Linked DNA regions of Homo sapiens: region 2 is linked to region 1. Evidence: read pairs that join two places in POLR2A ChIA-PET (ENCODE). Cell type or tissue: Caco-2. All regions are shown on one strand. Each heading gives the region's core, and the rest is flanking DNA. Links, peaks and the distances in the headings are about the cores only.

Region 1 (6,008 bases), core at 665-5,664:
ACAATGCTCACCAATGGCACTATAAAAAGAAATATGTACTTCCAAATAACAAAGAGCCTGAATCTAATTAAGCCTCTAGTTCTATCAATTTATAAAAACCACAGGGAGAGAGGAACCCATTTAGCAACACCACAGGGATGCAACAGGAAAATCCAGTCTGGGGGAAAATCTACAGGAAAAAATGGTCTTGTTTCTTCAACAAAAACATGGCAAAAATGAAAAAAAGGGTGGAGAGAGAAACCTCTAAATTAAACGAGATTTAAAGGTAAATCAACAAATTACAATGAATGATTCTTATTTATAGCTTGATTCAAACAAACAACACTGAAAAAAATCCTGACATTTGAAATAATTGAAAATTTGGACAATGACTGGATTCTTGATTATATCAAAGAATTACTGAGGCTGGGCACAGTGCCTCCCACCTGTAATCCCAGTACTTTGTGAGACTGAAACAGGAAGATTACTTGAACCCAAGAGTTCGAGACCAGCCCAGGCAACATAGGGAGACCTCCATCTCTACAAAAAAAACATTTTAAAATTAACAGGGCCTGGTGGTGTGTGCCTGTAATCCCAGCTATTTGGGAGGTTGAGGTGGGAGGACTGCTTGAACCCAGGAAGTTAAGATTGCAGTAAGTCATGATCATACCACTGTACTCCAGACTAGGTGACAGAGTAAGATTCCATTACTACAAAAAATAGGGGAAAAAATTACTGTTATTTTTTGGATATGATACAGTGTGAGGTTTTTTTTGTAAAAGAGCTCCTATCTTTTAGAAGTACATATTGAAAATTCTACAGATGAAACTATATGCCTGAGATTTGTTGCAGAATAATCCAGGAGAAGAGGTGAGACATAAAACATTAGCCATAAACTGATAAGTACTGAAAATCTGGTGATGCGTACATGAGAATATACTAAGTCTTTTTCTCTTTGACATATGTTTTTTTGTTTGTTTTTGAGACAGTCTCACTCTGTCACCCAGGCTGGAGTGCAGTGGTGCGATCTCAGCTCACTGCAACCTCCGCCTTCTGAGTTTGAGCAATTCTCCTGCCTCCGCCTCCCAGGTAGCTGGTATTACAGGCACATGCCACCACACCTGACTAATTTTTGTATTTTTAGTAGAGATGGGGTTTCACCATGTTGGCCAGGCTGGTCTCAAACTCCTGACCTCAGATGATCTGCCCGCCTCAGCCTCCCAAAGTGCTGGGATTATAGGCATAAGCCACTGCGCCTGGCCTTCATGTATGTTTGAATCTTTCTATAATAAAAAGTTTTAAAAATCCTTTCAAAGAGTTTTGCTGTAAAGGAGATAAAAGAAATGAGGCAGTAGCTGGTACTATGTAATCCTCAAGAACAACTCTTTGAAGAAGGTATCATTACTATCATTCCCATTCTACAGTTATGAAGTCTAAGTTAAGTGACTTGTGCAGGGATGCACAGTAATGACAGAGCTGGGATAAAAAACCAGGTAGTTTGTCTTTGGAGCTCTCGCTCTTAACCACTGTACTATGCTCAGTACGTTAAATGTGGGGAAATAACATGGTCAGCTTTGCATTTGGGATCACTTTGAAAGACTTGCAGACGACAAAATTGGAGGCAAGGGGACCAGCGAGGAGTCTACTGCAATAGTCTAGGCAGGAGATGATGGTCACCTCCACCAGGGAAGTGGCAGTAGAAATGAGAAAAGTGGAAGAATTGCAAAGATATATGGAGGTAACACCGACGAGGAGAGCTTGGCAAGGCTAGAAGAACAAGAATGCGGAAAGGGTCAGTTATGGATGTCTGATTTACAGCTTGGGTCAGTGAAATAGCTGAGACAGATAGGACAAAAGGAAAACTAGAGTGAGGTAAGAAATGAGTTCATTTGGGACATATTCAGTGCTGCCTGTGCTCCCTATTGGGGAAAATATCAGAATTGAAGTCACCTCCATTTATTGGCAGAGTTAGCTTCACCTTGTTAGTAACTACAAATGATGGGTTCCTGGTTGAGGAAGAAGGTAAGCATGATTTTCACTGATGCCCCTCTCAGGCAGAGCAAAGGCCATGAAGTTAATGTTGTGCCTCCAGATTCTGGCCTAAATACCTCCTTCCTGAGTCGATTTCCTAGGGCCACCCTCCTTTCCAACAAATAGACATGGTTCTACCAAGGTCTTGGCTTCAGCCCTAGGAAAATTGCACATGGTAAAAGGAAAAAGCTTGTAAGTTAGACATATTTCATATACAGAGGTTGCAGTTTAAGGAGGATGATGACCACTTACTAGTTGTGGAACACTGGATAAATTTGCTTAACTTTTCTGAGTTTTGTTTCCCCTAATTATTTATTTATTTATTTATTTATTTGAGATAAGGTCTTGCTCTGTCACCCAGGCTGGAGTGCAGTGGTGCAAACATGGCTCACTGCAGCCTCAACCTCCTGGGCTCAAGTGATCATCCTGCCTCAGCCTCCTGAGTAGCTGGGACTACAGGTGCACACCACCATACCTGGCTAATTTTTAAAAATTTTGTAGAGATGGGAGTCTCACCATGTTGTTTGGCTGATCTCAAACTCCTGGATTCAAGCAGTTCTCCCGCTTCAGCTGCCTAAAGTGCTGGGATTACAGGTGTGAGCCACTGCACCTGGCCAGTTTCCCAGTTTAAGATGAGAATAGTGGCTGGGCACAGTGGCTCATTCCTGTAATTCCAGCACTTTGGGAGGCTGAGGCAGGCAGATCACTTGAGATCAGGAGTTCCAGACCAACCCGGCCAACATGGTGAAACCAAGTCTCTACTAAAAATACAAAAATTAGTTGGGCATGGTGACGGGTGGCTGTAATCCCAGCTGCTCAGTAGGCTAAGGCAGGAGAATCACTTGAACCCAGGAGGTGGAGGTTTCAGTGAGCCGGGATTGCACCACTGCACTCCAGCCTGGGTGACAAAGCAAGACTCATCTCAAAATAAATAAATAAATAAATAAATAAATAAATAAATAAATAAATAAATAAAATTGAGGATAGTGGACTGGGTTTGGTGGCTCATGCCTGTAATCTCAGCACTTTGAGAGGCTGAGGTGGGAGGATCGCTTGAGACCAGAAGTTCAAGGCCACAGTGAGCTATGCGCTCCAGCCTGAGTGGCAGAGTGAGAACCTGTCAAAAAAAAAAAAAGAAGAAGAAAAAGAAGAAGAAGAACCTGTATCTTAAAATTAAAATGAATTATTGGAAGTAAAGAGTCTAACACAGGCAGCTGGGTGCTCAGAAAATGCCAATTTTATACCTCATTCCCTCTGTGAGATTCTTGGGATGTGATATCTGCAATTCCTTGTGGTGTTTGTGAGTCATATTCTACGTCTGGGCAGAGCAAGGACAGCAGGCTTTGATGGCCTTACCTGATTCGAGTGCATTCCATCCTGATCTATGAATACCCTAAACCCCATTTGAAGTACATAAATTCACAAGGTAAGACTCTCCCAGGACTCCAAGATTGCTTGATGCACTGTTGCTCCCTGTAGCCTCACAGTGGCAACCTGCTGGGGTCATCAGCACCACGTGTATGGACAGCTCCTCCTCCAGGACTTCCTTAACTCTTAATTCCAGAACCTGGCCTCTGCCCATGGTTCTGATCAAGATTTCCCTTCCTTTCTTGCCCTTCTTGCCATAGCTTCAAGTACTCAGGCCAGAGTCCATAGGCTTGGCATACCAGAAGGTACCTGAAGGCATCTGATTCCAAAACAAATCAGGTTAGACAAGCCTGCTCAGGTAAATACATTTTCTAAACCTGTATCACCACTTTTTGGGAAAGGCTTCATTGTTATCTATTGAGGCTGGTTCTGACATAAAGCTTATGTTTTGAAAACAGTATAACTTTTTAAAGTTTTTTAATGAGCCCCTTCTGGGTTGAAATTAATGTCTTTTATAGTTGCATTCTCCCTGGCTTTATTTTCCATGTCTTAGGAAAATGCTTATGTAGCTGCCTCAGCTTTTCACAAATTATCAAGGGAATTAGGGCACATTTTGGGGAGCTTGTTCTTTGGCCTTATTTTGAGAACATGTCACTTAAATAATTCTCTCTCTTCTCCCCAAGACAGGCGTGGACTATGGGAGGAGTCCCATAACTGTTGCCATGGGGAGTAGCTTTTGCTTTATTTAAGAGAACTAAACTGAAGCATACTTACATTAGCAAATGGAGCAGATTCTCAAATTTTAACATAAAGCCAAAGTGTGTGTGTGTGTCTGTGTGTGTGTGTGTGTGTGTGTATGTATATACATATATATACATATATATAGAAAGAGAGAGAGAGAATGAGAGAGAGAGTGAGAGAGAGAGAGAGAGAGAGGATCTCACTCTGTCACCCAGGCTGGAGTGTAGTGATGCCATCTTGGCTCACTACAATCTCTGCTTCCCAGGTTCAAGTGATTCTCCTGCCTCAGCCTCCTGAGTAGCTGGGATTACAGGTGTGCACCACCATGCCCGGCTAATTTTTGTATTTTTTTTTTTTTTTTGGTAGAGACGTGGTTTCACCATGTTGGCCAGGCTGGTCTCAAACTCCTGACCTCAAGTGATCTGCCTGCCTCAGTCCCCCAAACTGCTGGCGTTACAGGCATGAGCCATGGTGCCGGGCCATACATTCTTAAATTGGGGTCTTTCTTCTCTAAATTGGGTTGTGGGCTGACATAGGTACTCTGGTATTAGGACACCTGGAGGAAAAGTCCCAATTAAGAGTTCCTGGCTGGGTGCTGTGGCTCACACCAGTAATCCCAGCACTTTGGGAGGCCAAGGCGGGTGGATCATGAGGTCAGGAGATCAAGACCATCCTGGCTAACACGGTGAAACCCCGTCTCTACTAAAAAAAATACAAAAAAATTAGCTGGGTGTGGTGGCGGGCACCTGTAGTCCCAGCTACTTGGGAGGCTGAGGCAGGAGAATGATGTGAACCTGGGAGGTAGAGCTTGCAGTGAGCCGAGATCGCGCCACTGCACTCCAGCCTGGGCAACAGAGTAAGACTCCGTCTCAAAAAAAAAAAAAAAAAAAAGAGTTCCTACGAGTACTGAACTGACCCTACTTCTGGAAGGCAAGAAAATGAGCCAGGATTTACCATATAACAATCATGTACACAAATCTCGAGTTGCAAATCTTTACACATGCTATCTCAAGGAGTTGTCACAGCAACTCTGGGAGGTAGGTGTTACTATCACTGTTTCACAGATGAGAAGCTGAAGTTTGAGGAGGGGTCACAACTTACTTAAGACCACTCAGTTTGCAAGTGGCAGAGGAAAGATTTATGCTCAGGTCAGTTTTGACACCAGACTATAGTGTTAAGCCACTGTCTGTGACATCAGAAACTCCAGTAGGACAAAAGGCTCTGATGGCATGATAGGGATTGAGTGTGGGGCATGAAGTTGCTGATTCCAGAATGAATGTGGGAGGTTCCAGAGAATCCTCCACATCTGTGAACCAATGCCTCTCTAAAGTTGTCTTAGAGGCACAGGCTGGTGCTAGGACAGCTGCATTAGAATCATCTGGTGGGCATGTGAAGAACGCAAAGAGCTGGATTCCATTCCCAAAGAGTATAATCCAGTAGCTGATATGTTTTGGATGTTTGTCCCCTCCTAGTCTCATGTTGAAACGTGATTCCCAATGTTCACAGGGCCTAGTGGGAGGTGATTGGATCATGGAGGCAGATCCCTCATAAATGAAGTATCATCCCCTTGGTGATAAGTGAGTTCTCGCTGAGTTCATGTGAGAGCTGGTTGTTTAAAAGAGTGTGACACCTCTTCCCTCTCTCTTTCTTGCTCCTGCTTTCGCCATGCGATGCACCTGCTTCCCCTTTTTCTTCCATCATAATTGGAAGTTTCCTGAGGCCCTCACCAGAAGCAGATTCTGGCAGTGTGCTTCCTGTAAAGCCTGCAGAACCATGAATCAATGAAACCTCTTTTCTTTATAAATTATCCAGCCTCAGATACTCCTTTATAGCTATACAAATGGACTAACACAGCAGGAGTGTAATCAAGCCCAGGAACATGAACATTA
Region 2 (6,008 bases), core at 558-5,557, 87 kb after region 1:
TTTTGTTCCCATTAACTATATAAATATTTTAGAATGGTCTTTTAGGATTTATCTTTCCTGTCTTAAAGCTGTTCCACCCTCAGGCTCAGTCAACTGTGTAACTGTTTGTTTTCTAACCAGAGTTAAGTTAGTAAAGCCCTCCCCTTCAACAGTCACCTATAGCGTAACAAGTTCGGGGAGATAATAGTCAAACAAAACAGACTGTATCCTGCCTCGAAGTAGAAAGAGCTAAGCAACTAAGTGGCTTGTTTTTATTTTATTTTATTTTATTTTATTTTATTTTATTTTATTTTATTTTATTTTATTTTATTTATTTATTGAGACAGAGTCTCACTTGCCCAGGCTGGAGTGCAGTGGCGCAATCTTGGCTCACTGCAACATCCGCCTCCCGGGTTCAAACAATGCTCCAGTCTCAGCCTCCCGAGTAGCTGGGACTACAGGCATGTGCCACCAAGCCCAGCTAATTTTTGTATTTTAGTAGAGACGGGGTTTCACCACATTAACCAGGATGGTCTCGATCTCCTGACCTCCTGATCCACCCACCTTGGCCCCCCAAAGTGCTGGGATTACAGGCGTGAACCACCGCACCCGGCCTAGTGGCTTGTTTTTTTGTTATATTTTTAAAGTTTTCCTAAACCAGTTTTCTGAGACTAAGAGTAACTTCATTAGTTGGGAGGGGAGTTGCAGGGAGGAGGGGATATGCATTAACAAAACAAAGGGCTTTCCTTTCTTTGAAATATTCTCATGACCAGATGCTGGAAAAATATACAATAGATTTCTTAAATATAATTCTAGCTCTGAAGTATATACATACTTAATGAAACCAAAATTGAATGCTCCTAAAGTAGGCTGATCTATATATAATAGCATTTCCAAAAGTAGACCTTTTGTGGGCGATCTCCATTAACTCTCCCTCGGTATCTTAACTACATATTCCCCTTACTCCATAGGCATTCCAAGAGGAGTAATTTATAATAAAAAAAATTCTGTGAAATGTGATGGTCATCAAAGGGTTCCTTGGAAGGTATGGTGGGAAAGCTTTGTAATTGCTGCTTCACAGAACTTGAGTTGAGGGAGAGCAGTCTGGTATAGTGAAAAGAACATACACTGTAGAGTCCAAAAGACTTTAATCCAATCCCAGTTCTGCCCCTTATTCTTAGGACGGAAGCAATCTGACATCAACTCTCAAACTACTTGGGAGTTGTACGTAACACGTGGCAAGTTCGTTAACTTCTCTGTGCATTAGTTTCCCTGTTTGAAAAATGAAGATAACAATTCTTCCCATGAAAATTGCACACCAAAGACTCACCATATATTTCATTTGTTCACCTCATTTATTTGTGTTTTACTGGACTAATGGTTTCTGCTATTGTTAATAATTAATGAACATTGTGTCAGGACTTATTCTGTTGTCAGACTGCCTTAGGATATGATCTGCATTATAACATTAGAATTTCAATCCAACATCTCTAGAAAGAGTATGACAAAAGATTGCAAAAAAATGACTATTATTTAATAGGGTAGCAGAAAGAAGCTGTAACATTTTTACTAGAATATGATTAATTCACAGATGCTGACAAAAGCCATTATATTCTCATCAGATGATACTTAATAACTTGTGGACAAATAAGATGACTTGTTTTTATTCATGAGAGATTATATTAAGCTCTCTAGAAAAGCTGTAATTCTTCAGAACGTCCTAGAATTTACTGTATAGGGAATGGTTAGATTCTTCAGGTTTCTGAGCAAAAACAACCCCCAAAACAAAACCAAATTACCCACGTAGTTTGAGAGATGATGTCAGATTGCTTTTGTCTTAAGAACCTACAAGCAAGAACACATTTCAATAAGGCTGCCTTTCTCTTTTACACCTTTGAAATTACTGCCATGGATATATTTACTAGTAGTGCATTATTAACCCAGCTATGGCCACTTGCCTTTTGCTGACCGAGTTCAAAGCTTATGTACCAGAGAGGAAGGTAGTATTGGGAGGGGAGTTCTTGACAAAGGAGCTACTGATTTGCATTTATGGTAATACGTAATGTAAAGTCAGTCATCAAAAGATTAAGTATCTGAAAAGGATTATTTCAAACATTGCCATCCCTAGGGGTTTGCTGTTGAGGCAAATTACATTATTTATAGTCTTTGAGGTGGGTGGGTGGTGGGGAGGAGAGACAAAAGCTAATATTTTTATACAGGTGAAAATAAGCATCTGGTAAAGGGAGGTATAAGAGTTGGAATTCTTGGATTACAAAAGTTCAACTTATATTAGCTAAAAAGTGGGTATGTTGCCTCACATAACCAGGCTTCAAGATGGATAGAGTAGAACTAGCCTTTGATAGTGCAAGACTTGAATATTGTCAAGACTCTTGTCTCCTTTCTCTGACTTTCTCTGCAAATTTGTGTTTATTTTTTAAATTGTTTTCTCCACAGGGCAGAGGTAGTTCTCAGTCCACATATTTGCAGCTCTTCTTTAACCAAAGAGGAAAGGGACCTGACCTAGCTCCAGTTTTCATGATATCTAAGTCTTTTTTGGTGGTGGAGAATGTAGTCTCCTTACCAGAATAAAATTAGAAGGAAAAATTGGGAAGATACAAATAATTGCCACCTCAAGTGGAAGTCATTACTGTGAGTGCTAGAAAAGGATTGTCCTCATGGGGAAAGAGACCATGAGTTATACATGGTGCTAGCAAATGTTACATGATACTATTGTTGCTGCCTTTCTGTGCTAGTCCTCCTGCTTTATCCCCATATTTCCCCTCTGTAGTGCAGTACCCCCTCAAGCTGGGAGGGTAGTCAACTTGGACAGCGGCCTGGACCCTAGGGAAGAGTTTGCTGAAAAGTCTACATGGCCATGTTATCAGATTCGTTCCATTCCTAATTCAGATTAACAGCTTCTACATGTGATGGAATTGTATTACTTTCTAAAAAAAATTTCAGACTGTAACTCAACATAGTTGTGGAAGAAATTCAGAGCTTGTGGGAAAAGATGCATCTCTCTATCCAAGTCTCACTTCTAGAGGCAAGGATTCTACTACTCAGGATTGTAGTATGATTGTACACTTTAATCTTCAAGGACTTTATTATAAAGCAAGGTGCCAATATTATTACTGATGCAGATTATCCTATGATTCCAGATTTCTGCAATTACAATATATATATTTGAAATGATTATTCCATTAAGCAACCCACTTGCCCCTTGCTGTGACCCTTGCTATGGTGTAACTTTTAATGTTTCTGGTTTTACAAAAGAAAATCTGCATCAATCCTTAAAGTTACATTTAAAATTTACATTAACAGTACAACCAGATGGCATTCTGACACTCACTGTAAGTATTCTAGGATTTTTCTAAAATAGCTGGCTCAAATAGAAAAGTCATCTTTTTCCCAAGTGTGTTCCTGTCCTTTTCTCTTGTTGTGTGTTCTAACTGTTGCACTTATATTAAAATCATAAAACCAGAATGGAGAATTTATTCCAAAAGTTCCCATGCATTTCTCCAATCTTACTTCCTGTTGCAAGGACCCACCATCACAAATGAAGTGTAATTGTACATTCATGATGACGTCTTGCTTATTAAATGGTGACATTCAAGAAATTGTCAGCACAGGCATTCTTTTATAGGTCAAGGATATACTTATTTTGAAAACGTTGAAAAATAATAGTAATTATTTAACTGATTTCAGAAGAATCTATTTCAGTGGCATCCTGGACTTTCTACTGACTCACTAAAAATAGGGATTTTTGAAGAGGATGACAAAATTCATAAGTCCTTGATTCTACTATGTAAAATTATAATTTTACACAAGAAAAAGTACAATGTGGTTTACTTTTAGCCTAGTTTACCATAGTTAAGCCAAGAAAATGTAAGCTAACCAAAAGCTTGCAGAATTGTCGTTATTGTGACTCAGTGGTATAGACTTGAGTTTTCAAAAATGAAGTGTTCTTGTAATTTTTTTTATCCTCCTACAATATAGTCTCAGATATCTAGTCCTAAGGGGCTATAATTGAAGGAATATTGAAGGAGGAGAAAATGTCTGTCAACAATTTGCATTTGGTTGGAGAAGATTATGGGAACTTTAATATTGGAATCCTGACACCTGGGCATCAAAAGGGAAACTTTCAATGGGTCATTGCTGTAAATTAATCAAAGCCCTTGTGCATATTGAAGACACTTCTCTAGTTTCCCACTCCCCCATCTATTTCCAAACAGCAGAGAGAACAGGAAAAAGAATTTTTCAACATCTTAATTTTCTTCAATAAATAAGTCCCTAATAAAAATCTACTGTTACAAATCACTGGTGTCAGAGAAACAGTTTAAGAAGAAATCCCTTACTACTGGCAGATAGAGAATTGCTTCCTTTCTGCTCGAAAATAAGAGGTGTATTCTTCTTCCAGTAGTTGCCTTGTAGCATGCATAAGTGGGACACTGAAGGGTCTAAACAGTGATAGGATGGAGCCTTTCCCTTGTTTTCATGCTTTGTGTTATCCAGCTGTGTCATTTATGTTACAGTACAACATCCCATCACCACCACCTCTAGCCAGACTTAATGAGAGTAAGTTTTATTCTTTTTCCATCTAATGAAACTTTGCTTGAGCCATTTGCTTATATTTCAGTTTTGTTTGGGATATAACTTAAAAATGAGACACCAAGGTACAAGATGCATATTATAAGTTATTTTTATTGTATAACCTCTGAAGGCAACATTAAAAAATGTTCAAATAACAAAATACTTACTTTTTGATTATAGAAATTTTTAAATTATACTAATGTTATTAAGAATTGGCCATGCTTCTAACTGTAATTGTTACTTTTATTAAGAAGGTTTAATAAATGAGTTTCATTTCTTGTGTGGATATCTGTATTTAACTTGGTTTCTTTGACTTGGCATTATACAAGTAAAATTCAAATTTCCTTTTTCTGCAGTCAAACTTACATATATTTATTCTCTTCTTTGAATTACATAATGCTGAGTTGCAGGAAAAATTGGTTAGGCATGGTCCTTGTGAACCCAAGTTGTATTTCAGTTTTATAAATAAATTATCCTTACTCAGTTTGAATATCTGAACCTAGTTGGATTGGGAAACGTTATTTTAAAGCAGGCACAATAAATTATTTACCCTAAATAATTTAAAGTATATTGCTTTTTTTCTGTTTGAAATTACCTATAGTTGTTATAGTAGTATAAGGCATCTTACCTACTGTTGATATGATTATAATGACAGATACTTGTACATTTTCAGTGTCTTCAATTAAGATGATTGACTCTAAGTTTTAGCAACTAGGAAACCATTGAGGATATATCACTTTTCAGTTGTGATTCCTGCCTTTGTTAGTCTCCTTGACAAATTGAATTTCCATTTTACGTTACAGTGTGGGTTTAAATTCACCAAGCTTTAATAAGGATCCTGTTCCTTTTCATTTTTTTCTTTAAGTGAATGTTTACAGGGTAACCTAGTTGACAAAAGTTTGTTTCTTGGCACTTTGCATTTGCCACTTCTGTAATTTTTTAAGGTGTCGACTGGTTATTAATAGATTAATCTTCCTTAGAACTACAAATAACCAGATCCAGCACTGTGCCCTTTTCTTTTTATAGATAAGGGAACTGAGACCCAGATAATATAAACCTACGAAGTGTACACTAGAACCTTCTGTTACTTCTTTATCTACCACAGGGCAAACTGTAAGTAAACAATTAAAATAACTGATTCAATTTGTGAATCAGCTCTCTTGAAATGATATAGTTGCTCATGTTAGATCTTTTGTGATAACAATGATTGAAGTCCAAAGGTAATTGTTTAAAAAATTGTCATAAGAATTAGGCAGAACGGGTAGCCTCATATACCCAAGGTGGAGTAAAAGAGAGTAGAAATTATGAATTATTTTTCTTCTAATAATAGAAATCTGTTATGATAGTTATTACTCACTTATTTGTACTATAACTCTTCCAAGTAGAAAGTAAACATTTTTGTCAAAGGTACCAGCATAAAATTCAGGAAAGGGGAAGAA

What was found. ChIA-PET counts read pairs that join two places held together with the same protein. Peaks named below come from ENCODE experiments on the same cell type or tissue, not always from the same donor. Only the 100,000 strongest peaks of a DNase experiment are listed, where the experiment ranks them.
Region 2: POLR2A ChIA-PET joins it to region 1 with 6 read pairs; 5 of 35 experiments call an interaction of 5 or more read pairs at or near these places.

What each region holds. Positions count from the first base shown.
Region 1 is chr17:28,005,160-28,011,167 of GRCh38, forward strand. No RefSeq gene overlaps it. Among named protein-coding and RNA genes, the nearest start is that of LINC01992, 16 kb to the left of the region's middle. In Caco-2, for the core only: no CTCF peak of the experiment used is centred there; a DNase peak (open chromatin) is centred at 3,562.
Region 2 is chr17:28,092,499-28,098,506 of GRCh38, forward strand. All of the region lies in intron 1 of NLK (nemo like kinase), which reads left to right. Among named protein-coding and RNA genes, the nearest start is that of NLK, 53 kb to the left of the region's middle. In Caco-2, for the core only: no CTCF peak of the experiment used is centred there; no DNase peak of the experiment used is centred there.